2 separate regions of the Mus musculus genome follow, and region 2 is linked to region 1. A link is a loop called in an ENCODE intact Hi-C map of the cell type or tissue named here. Cell type or tissue: left cerebral cortex. All regions are shown on one strand. Each heading gives the region's core, and the rest is flanking DNA. Links, peaks and the distances in the headings are about the cores only. Region 1 has its middle 17 kb from the start of Col6a4. Region 2 overlaps Col6a5 (collagen, type VI, alpha 5).

The links. Peaks named below come from ENCODE experiments on the same cell type or tissue, not always from the same donor. Only the 100,000 strongest peaks of a DNase experiment are listed, where the experiment ranks them.
Region 2: it touches region 1 in a loop (2.4-fold over the local background); 5 of 42 quality-filtered maps call a loop at or near these places.

The regions. Positions count from the first base shown.
Region 1 is chr9:106,110,562-106,115,937 of GRCm38, forward strand. No RefSeq gene overlaps it. Among named protein-coding and RNA genes, the nearest start is that of Col6a4, 17 kb to the left of the region's middle. In left cerebral cortex, for the core only: a CTCF peak has its summit at 2,422 (motif pointing left); a DNase peak (open chromatin) is centred at 2,418.
Region 2 is chr9:105,867,409-105,872,784 of GRCm38, forward strand. All of the region lies in intron 37 of Col6a5 (collagen, type VI, alpha 5), which reads right to left. Among named protein-coding and RNA genes, the nearest start is that of Col6a6, 42 kb to the left of the region's middle. In left cerebral cortex, for the core only: no CTCF peak of the experiment used is centred there; DNase peaks (open chromatin) are centred at 2,269 and 2,616.

The sequences.
Region 1 (5,376 bases), core at 127-5,126:
TATGGAACCAGGCAGCTACAGCCCACGTGGGAACAACCTGAGCCCAGGACTCATTCCTTCCTCCAATTTAGCCAGTGGAGATGAGAAGAAAGTTCCAGTCATTGCCTACAGTTAAATTCCCTACAAGCCAAATGGAGGGAATCTTAGAAGAAACCATAACAGAGAGAAAAAAAGTACAGAAAGCTTATTGAGATCAGGAACTCTTCCTGCTTTAGGCTCTGTGATCCTGGGCCAACTGGTCTACCTGTTCCTTTCCCCCCTCCCCCATCTGTTCAGTGAAAGTAACAGTTCTAATCAATAGCATAAATTCACCATGACCTTGGAGTGAGTTAACACAGATAAGGCTTGGGAATAGAACCATTTAACTCCATTATCTTGACTGGCTTACCATTCATTGTCTCAGACCTAAAACCACTCAGCATACAACTTAACATCCTTTGGTTTACAAAAGATAAAACTTCTTAGCATCATAAGTAAATTGGTATCCATGCTACCCTATTGGTTCTGGGGGACTACTGGAGGTACAGATTTCTCTTCTGTTTTGTCTTCTGTGTTTTTGTTTGCGTGCTTGCTTTTTAAGTTTTATTTTTATGGAGCTAAGAGAGCACTAACTGCTCTTCAAGAGGACCTGGGCTCAGTTCCCAGCACCCACAAGGTAGCTCACAACCACCTATAACTTCAGTCCCAGGGTGTCTGATGCCCTCTTCTGGGCTTTGCAAGCACCAGCCATATACACATACATGCACATACATACATGCAGGCAAGCACTTACACAAGTAGGTTTTAAATAAATAAATCTGTTTTTAAAAGCCAAATTGAAATTTACTTTCATTATTTTTTAATTATCTGTCAGAGTGTGTGCATATGAGCGCAAATCCCTTGAAGGCCAGAGCATGGGATCCCCTGGAGCCAGAGTACACATGGTTATGAGCTGGCCGAGGTGGGTGCTGGCCACAGAAACTCCATCTTTGGCCAGCCCCTGAACTATATTTTTAACTTTGTTCTTTAGCAAGAAGTTGAGTCCCTAACATCTACTTGTCTACATTCAGCCATCTTAATGACCAGCTTACTTAACAAATGTTCTGTGCAGTTGACTCTCTCTTAACCTCCTACATTGCACAGAACACTATTCCATAGACAAATAGGGTTGTGAATGTCTATAATCTCAGCACTCAAGAGTCAGAAGCAAGAAGATCATGAGTTCAATTCGGGTGTGGTGGCACACGCTTTTAATCTCAGCACTCGGGAGGCAGAGGCAGGTGGATTTCTGAGTTCAAGGCGAGCCTGGTCTACAAAGTGAGTTCCAGGACAGCCAGGGCTATACAGAGAAACCCTGTCTCAAGAAGAAGAAGAAGAAGGAAGAAGAAGAAGAAGAAGGAAGAAGAAGAAGAAGAAGAAGGAAGAAGAAGAGGAAGAAGAAGAGGAAGAAGAAGAGGAAGAAGAAGAGGAAGAAGAAGAGGAAGAAGAAGAGGAAGAAGAAGAGGAAGAAGAAGAGGAAGAAGAAGAGGACGAAGAAGAGGAAGAAGAAGAGGAAGAAGAAGAGGAAGAAGAAGAGGAAGAAGAAGAGGAAGAAGAAGAGGAAGAAGAAGAGGAAGAAGAAGAGGAAGAAGAAGAGGAAGAAGGAAGAAGAAGAGGAAGAAGAAGAGGAAGAAGAGGAAGAAGAAGAGGAAGAAGAAGAGGAAGAAGAAGAAGAAGAAGAAGAAGAAGAAGAAGAAGAAGAAGAAGAAGAAGAAGAAGAAGAAGAGGAAGAAGAGGAAGAAGAAGAGGAAGAAGAAGAGGAAGAAGAAGAAGAAGAAGAAGAAGAAGAAGAAGAAGAAGAAGAAGAAGAAGAAGAAGAAGAAGAAGAAGATGATAATGAGTTCAAAGCCACATGGGGATACATGGCAAGTTTCAGGACAGCCTGTACTATGTGAAGCCTGTCTCCAAAAAAAAAACAAAAAAAAACAAAACCTTACACTCCAGGATATTAATAAAACGTTAAAATTCAGGTAACCCTGCCAGTCAAAACTAATCATAAGATCCTTTCAAAAGGAAGTCTTCCTTGCTCTTTAAAAGCTGTTTGCTTCTTCCTTTTACTGGTAGATGAGATGGTACTGACCAGATGAACAGGTCAGCTGGCCATTGGACTCAGCAGCTGCACTATCTCTATGATCTAACCAGCACAGGCCACTGGCAGAGTTTTCTAAGCAGGCCTTTTCAGAGTCCAAAAGATAAAGGCTAAATTTCGAGCAAATTCCAGCTTCTCGCCAGGGCTTCTGAGCACAAAAGATATCTGCCTCTCGGTAAAGCTCATTCAAAAGCTGGAATGGAAGAGCTAGCCTCCCCAGGAGCAAGAGGAAAGCTCTCTTTATCTGATTTGAGCTTGGACCTGAATTCAGACAGCTGGATGCAGTTGCAAGGATGTGGACACACTGCCATCTGCTGGCCACATTGTGCAGAGCAGAAGACGTGTCCTCCCGCAATAGCTATGTCTCCCCCAACATCCCCTTTCCTCCTTTTCCAAATTGGAAGAATACGGGTGTCTCACTTAGAGCAGAGCCTTATACGCAAGAAGCTGGGGATGGGTGTTCTATCTGGGAGATGATTCTGGGACTATGAGGAGGACAAGATGGGTTTCAGCTGCCATGCATTCCACCCCACAGTACAGCAAGCCCAGAGCAACAGACGGGATGCCTCAGAGAACGAACAGCAAGGAGAGGCTGAGACATGTATCTGTGCATCTTGCTCCCTCTGAAAGCCCAGGGGAAGTGGTGTTATGCACCAGTTATGTCTGCTTCTATTCTCTATGAGCTGCCTACAGCCCTGTCTGGTGCCAATTTTCCAGACTCCTTCCCATTTTACCGAAGTTTGGAATATGTGAGTGTGTCATCTACCAATCTTGCACCACCAGGCAGAAGGGGGACTAAGCTTTGACTTTCAGCTAGTCACCCAGTCTCTCTATGGTTCCCCAATTTTTAAATGAAATGGCCCTAGGACCTAACTCAGCACAGTGCACAAGGATTAACCAAGCATATGCTTTTAAAGTGTTTAAAAGTTCATCCTAGCTTGAAAAGCACTGCATAAACATCAGCATTCATTCAACAAATATTCCCTGAGCATCTACGTCCCAAGGATGCAACAACAATGAAATGTGCGCCCCACCCCCACCCCCATGCTCTCTGCCAGAGTCTCACTAGCCTACGTGACTCAGAGTCACCTGGAGAACTGTCAGGGGTGTTTGTTTCATCTTTGATTCTTGGTTTTAATCCAGAGCCTCACACGTGCTAGGCAGGTGTTCTATCACTGAGCCCTGTGACCTTCTTAGAGCACAGATGAGAGGGCCCCACTTCCAGGATCTCTGAGACCTTGGAGTCTGCACTGCCATCCTGGCTCCAGGTGCCACTAAGGCTGCTGGCCCAGGAGGTCACATTTTAGGAATCGTTAGCCAAACGGCACATGACAGCACAAGCCTGTAGTCTCATACTCCAGAGGCAGAGACAAAATTACCTAAGGTCAGGGCTAGCTTTGCCCATAAACTAGTAAGTTACAGGACAGCAAAGGTTACATAGTGCAGACCTGTGTCCAAAACCAACAACAAAACTATATGTATGCACAATGGAATATCTTCCAGCCTTAAAAGGGAGGACATTGAGGCCTGAGAGGTGGCTCAGCAGTTAGGAGCTTTTGCTAAAATTCCTTCCCTGAGAGAGACAAATGTCTACCCCTCCTCCTAAGGCCAAATCCCACCAAAGCTCACCCAGAAGTACCAATGACTTTATCAATCATACTTACATAGCGGAAGGTGTGGGATAATGGCCGTGCATGTGGATAACCTTAAAACGGCGCACCAGAAGGTCTGCATCCAGCAGGGATGCCAGTGTCCCCTCACTGTTCTCCACTCTAGCCCTTCCCCCAAGACCAAATGCAATTAAGGGGAAATTGCATACACCTGCGTGGGATATTCAGCTGAGGGTCCCTTGACTCTCCCAACAACCCCCTTCTAAGCGGGATGGTAAATAATCAACAGGTCCGGCTGTGACAATCGCAACAGGCCCAGCACAATTCCTGAAAATGATGACAGTTCAGATCAAAGGATAGTCCTGCCCAACCAGAGTGATTGCTGTTCTTGCAAAGGCCCCGGGTTCAACTCCCAGCACCTACTGAAGCCTCACAACCCTGGGTAACTACAGTTCCAGGAGACTCCTTATCTCTGCAGCTTCCACACATGTGGTACACATGTACACACTCAGTCACACACACTTGTGTGTGTTAAATAAATGAGTACATTTTACAAATTGTTTTTAAGAAGAAAACAGCTGGTAAGCTGACTTGGTTGGCAAAGGTGATTGCCACCAAGCCATGATGAGTTCAATCCGTAGGACTCAAGTTGTAAAAGTAGAACTCTTAAAATCTGTGGCCTGGGCTGGTGAGATGGCTCAGCAGGTAAGAGCACCGACTGCTCTTCCAAAGGTCCTGAGTTCAAATCCCAGCAACCACATGGTGGCTCACAACCACCCAGAACGAGATCTGATGCTCTTTTCTGGAGTGTCTGAAGACAGCTACAGCATACTTACATATAATAAATAATTTTTTTTAAATCTGTGCCCTGAGCTCCTCACCATACACACACACAGACACACACACATGTGCGCGTGCATAAGTAGATGTTAAGATTTTTACAGGAGGAGGTGAGAGTGAAGTGAGAAGAGAGGGGAGGAGGAGAGAGGAGGAGGAGGGAGAGTCATGGAGCAGGAGAGGAGGGGAAAAGAGAAGGAAGGGGAGTGAGCAGAAGGGGGCAGGAAGAAGGAGCAGAAGGGGACAGGAGGAGAGGGCAGGAAGGGGCAAGAAGAGGAGGCAGGAGGGGCAGGAGGAGGGGGCAGAGGGAGCAGGAAGAGGCAGGACAAGTAAATAACTCTGGCATTTGAAATGACTTGTATGGGACTGGAGACATTTTGCTAACTGAAATAAACCAGACAATGACACTTAGACAAGGAGTCTGAAGCATTCAAACTCAAAGAAGCAGAGAGTAGCGAGGTGGTTACCGAGGCTGGAGAGTGAGGGGAACCTGGAGGTGATGTCAAAAGGCACAGATCTCAGGCCAGGGGATTATTGTTTTTAGTTCTTCCAGGCCTCATACTGAATAACAGTTGAGAGGAGAGAGAGATACATTTCAAAACTGTGGAATGACCCAAATGTTCTCAGAACAAAGAGTTTCTGCGGTGTCCAATGTAACCAGCTTAGCTCACTTTATCCATACATCCTCCCCTCGCTTGGAGCCCCAACAATTTATACAACTGTAAATTGCCAATTTACAATTTCAAAAGAATCATTAGCTACACTTCCATTCCAGAGCGGGAGGAGCAAAGGCAAACTCAGCCCTGTCAGGCAGTAATTACT
Region 2 (5,376 bases), core at 190-5,189, 240 kb before region 1:
CTATAGCTTTATCAGTTTTAATTGATCTCAGAGATCTGACTCTTGGCTTTATTGACTTTTATCTTTTTTTTTTGTTCATTGGGTCCTTAAATGTTATTGCTTTCTTCTGCCCACTCTGGGGTTGCTTGTCTTTCTGTTTCTGGCTTCTTAAAAGGGAAATTGAGGTGACTGATTGGAAGTTATTCATGTTCTTGTTTTTGTTTTTTCACCAGTATAAGCATTTGATATTAAAATTCTCTATGCTCTAGTGGGGTCTTGGAAGATCTGGAATGTCTGTTTCATTTGTATTTCTCCCAAAATCCTTTCTGATTTCTTTATTGATCTCTGTTTCAGCCATGGATTGTTTTAGTGTTTTATTTATTTTCTAAAGGTTTGGGGATATTTCAAAGATCCTTCTGCTAATTATTTTGACTTTAGTTCTATTTGGGTCAGAAAATATTCTTGCTATGACTTGAATCCTTTAACATTCTCAAACATTGTCCCAATGCATGAACACAACAGTGGTCTATTTTGGCAAGTATTTCATGAGCATTACAAAAGAATGTACACTTTGCTCCTGGGTGGAATGTTCTGGAAGTGCCAAATAGTTTACTTTAGCTGATAATGTTGCTTTACCGTGCGCTTATTCTCTCATTCTCTCTCTCTCTCTCTTCCTCTCTCTCTCTCTCTCTCTCAGATATTAAGAGAATATGGAGACTCACTGATTTTTTTATTCTAATTATTGAACTTTTTTCACTTGAGAAATTTCCATTGCTATAGTTTCAAGTGGCCTGCTATTTTTTCCAGTTGTCAGATCGAGGCTGTCTGCCCTTAACCTCCTCGCTAGTGCACTGTTCCCCCTAACATGATAGTCTTCCTCTCTACAGATGTTACTTGAGCACTGGAGAAGAGGCTCAGTGGGTAAAGGCTCCTGCTGTGCCGGCACCCAGGTAAAAGGTTGGCTGTGACTGCACCTGTAACCCCAGCACTGAGGGGTGCAGAGACAGGAGGTTTCTGGGGCTCACTGGCTGCCACCCTGGCTCCATCCCTGAGAGATCCTGAAAGAAGTCAGGCAAAGAGTGTTTGAGCAGGTGTTGAGCAGGTCACCAAGTGTCCTCCTCTGTGAGAGTGCGCTCATGTGGGTGGACACAAGCACGCATGCACTCACTCACCAGCGTAGCTGGGAGAGCATCTACAGATCTCTGGAGTTCTCTCTGTGCAGCTCTCGCCCCTATCCTATGAACCTTAGCTCCTTGTCTCCCTGTGCCTTCAGAGCTCGTTCCTCATCTCTGAGAACTCATGAGGCTCACCTAAAATTCTCTCACGCCACATAGAATCTTAGGTGAGGAAAGCAGAGACTCTGCTACTCACCTCCTTTTCTCTATCTCCCAGGAGTTTCCTAAAGTCCAGTGTCTTTCTTTTTTTCTTTACTTATTTTATGTACATCGGTACACTGTCACTGTCTTCAGACACACCAGAAGTGGGTATCAGATCCTATTACAGATGGTTGTGAGCCATCATGTGGTTGTAGGAATTGAACTCAGGACCTCTGGAAGAACAGTCAGTGCTCTTATCCACTGAGCCAGCTCTCCAGCCTATTGTCTTAACTGTTATCTCACCTGTGTGAGATTTCTTTTCTGTTGGTTATGCCGGATTTGGCCCCTCTATTCTATCTGAGAGGCTCTGTTATAAAATACTGATCAGTGTGTGCGTGTGTATGTGTGTGTGTATGTGTGTGTGTGTGTGTGTGTGTGTGTGTGTGTGGTGGGGTGATTGTTTCTCTCCAAGCATAAAGAACTGGTCACACGTGTACTAGGTTCATAGTACATTTATAGAAACCAACAGGATTTGGCACTTCATAAGCTTGCTTGGAATGTACAGGGCTCTCATTCCCCACCAGAAACCCAGTTTGAAGTTCTTAATGAGTACGGTCCAGATGAAATTCCTGATTAAACTGCTGATCAGCAGATTAGAAGTGTGTCCTGTAGTGCTCTTTGCTGACAGTGCAAACCATCTCTGAGGGTCACAGCCCCAGCACATGAGGGACTGACTGTACTGAGAAGAGAATGGGCTTTCTGCCTTTTGGGAGTTTGAAGTTCTGGACCTAACTGACCATGATCTGTGTTATCAGCAACAGCTCTGATTTCCAGTGCCCGATTATCCGTCTTTTTAGGGGCCAACCAGCAGACTTCCATAAACATAGAGGCCATGATTGCACAGATGCTATGGTAGGAGAGGAAGGACTGACTGACCGGAGTAGTAAAATGCCATTCCGTGTATGCTTAGAAATATCACTATCTCATTTTTAGTTTTCTTTTTATAAATAAACTAAAATCTCATTTCCCTCCTCCAAGCACCCAGCAACAAATCCTTTTCTAAAGAGGCACAAACCACCTACAAGGAACCCTTAAAAATAGGTTCCCTCTGAACTTAGATTTTCATGAAAAAAAATCAAAGAAACTAAATATAGATGACCATGCTTTGAAAACTCAAAATTTAGTCCAACCCTAAGGTAGGATTGTTCTATTTTGGGTCTAAATTCATGTTATTTGGGAAGATTCAGGCTTCGGAAATATCTCTCCTTTAAGAAAACCTGGCAGGAGCCTAAATAAAACTTGCACACAGCTCGCCGCAATGCTCAACATTCTCTCCAAATGTCAGTGTAACTAAAGTTCTGTGGAAGAACGGAGTTAAAAGGGCAAAGGGGTGATATCTGGCTCACTGCCATGCATAAGACTTGGATGGAATGAGTGATGTGATCAGGTTTCCTAGGAAGTACTCCCCAGAGAGAAGCCGAACTTTAATCAAAGATGTGCATCACTGAGCCAAGTAGGGGTGTGGAAGGGAAATTTAGGGAGCAGGGAGCATCGTAGGGCATGAGACCTCTGGACAGGACGAGTGTGCTGACTCAGTATGGTTGTTTGTCATGATACTTGTGGAAAATCTCATTGACATTTGTGAGTTATCCAGTGGGCTGCCTTGGAATGTACCAGTGCCAAAATTAGCCATGGGATTTTCTTTTCTTTTTATCTCTTTTGGGGTTTATTGTTATTGTTGTCTTGCTTTTACATTGTTTGTTTGCTTTTCAAGACAGTGTTTCTTGGTGTAGCGCTGGCTATCCTAGAACTTGATCTGTAGACCAGGCTGGCCTCAAACTCAGAGATCTGTCAGAGATCTCCCAAGTGCTGGGATTAAAAGGGATGTGCCATTACTTCACATCTTAGTCATGGGTTTGTTATTTTTTATAAGCTATGAGGCTAATATATGTATTGAGTTCTATTCATGTGAATAATTTCTGACGTCCTTCTTTTTAAAAAATGTGTGTGTGTGTTCCTGTGTGCATGTCTATGTACCACATGCATGCCTGGTGCTCAAAGAGGCCAGAAGAAGGTATAAGATCCCTTGTAACAGGATGATTATGAATCAACATGTGATTCTGAGAACAAACCCCAAGTCCTCTGACAAGTCGGCCAGCGAGCTCTTAACCACTGAGCCAGCCCTTAGAGGTCCATGTCGCTGGTATTGTTCAAGTTCAACATTTTCCCAACATTCGAAAGCACTGGCGATGCTTTCTGTTTCTGCTTTCTGATACTAAACCAAGTATTCCATCCACTTCAGGCCTTGGGGTCAGATCTCCACATATCTTCTCTCATCAAAATATCCTTTTAGCATGAGACTGGGGTTGCCACTGCTCCCAATTCACACCTAAGCAGACCTAAGCTTGGAGACGTTCGGTGATTTAGCCAAGAAACGAAAGCCTAGAAGTAGAGACAGAATCTATACCAAATCTGTCCCAATGGCTGACTCCTTCAGAAGGAGGAGTCGTCAAACATCAGGGTAGGGAAGAAATAGTGAAGTACACACTAACCAGGGCGAGAAAGGCTCAGGGACCTGATGAGAAGAAAGTCGTCTTCAGTCTATTGGCATTCTCTCTGACAGAGGCCATGAGGGAATATTTTCTTCTAAAAGTATGTCATGACATAAATAAAATCGGCCTTCCTTTTCCTCCAGTAGGCATTGCAGAGCGGTGGTTATGGACAGGTCTTAGGAGCTGGAGTCTTATTTCTGCCTGTTTTTAATTCAGTGACCCCGGCTCTTCTCCATCACTCCATTCCTCTCTACAAAGTGCCATGCTAATACACAACAATTCCATGAGGTTTTTGAGGAAAAAAATGGAATAGTTTGCAAAGCTCACAACAAATTAAAGTGTTCACAAATTTAATCTTTATAAGTAAACAAGAAGAAAACTCCTAGGGCTACGAAAGTCCTCCCTGCAATGGTAAATTCTTCAGAACTTCGATAAGAAAAGAAAATGCAGCCTGTTGGCCTAACTTACAGACGCACTCACACGAGCCCCAGAAGTGACGAGCCCACTGTGTTCTCGCAGGCATATCTGCAGAGGACTTGGCAGCACTTTATGCGCCTCTCCATCTCACACCCGCAGCCCGGGCCTCTCCTCCCCTCTGTCTGGTGAGGTCACTGGCCAGGGTCCCAGGGCTGGGCCGGGAAAGCAGGGGAGGCAGGCACAGCTTGTGCACACCACTGTATGCCATTAACATGTCATGCGGAAACAGAAACCCTTACACGCCCCGTGTTTTTCTGGGAGAACCTCTTCTCGTTTAAGTAGACAAAACTTGAAAACAGGTTTCATTCTTTTCCCTGAGGATAGGCCCAATGGTCTTCTTGGCCTTGATTTTTCTAGGTGGTTCTCAGATCGTCAGAACATCACTTCCGAACCATTCTGTGCTCAGAAACAAGAGTCGGCAGAAAAGGCCTGCCTCCTGGGGAGAAGCCCTGCCTCCTTCGAGAATCTCTGCACCCAAAACACCTGCAGACACGTGCCCTCCGGTTTTAAATGAAGTCACTCTGTGCTTTATGTTTCTAGGTGGGTTTATTATAAGCAAGCTTTAAAAATTAAATTGGAAAAAATTTTAAACACCAGAACTATATCGCCAAAATTATTTGAAAATAACTCTCCAAAATAATGATGCAATTTATGTTGTTTTCAGATTTGGTAAATGAATGTACTTCACCATTTATAAGTGACCACGGAGCCACCACCAACCACAGTCAGGTCGACGGTGCAGGTGACCAGAGGTTGATGCAATGCAGAACATGAGCTGACTGACATTCCAGGGATGGCTCGGAAGCCAACTCTGCCATCCAATGCACATTTACGTTAAAGTGCATGTATGTGCAAGTTGAATATGGAGCAGCAAAAGTCAGAATCAAATGACATGTTTAAGAAGAGGTCCATAGCTAAATATATCCATTTGTTGGAGGGGCATTATGAGAGTGTTTAGAAAAATCAGGATGGAGTTTATAGCAATTTGGACAATGTTAGACATGATACCGTGTGAAAAAATAGAACATGCAGTTGAATAAAGCCAGGGAGAC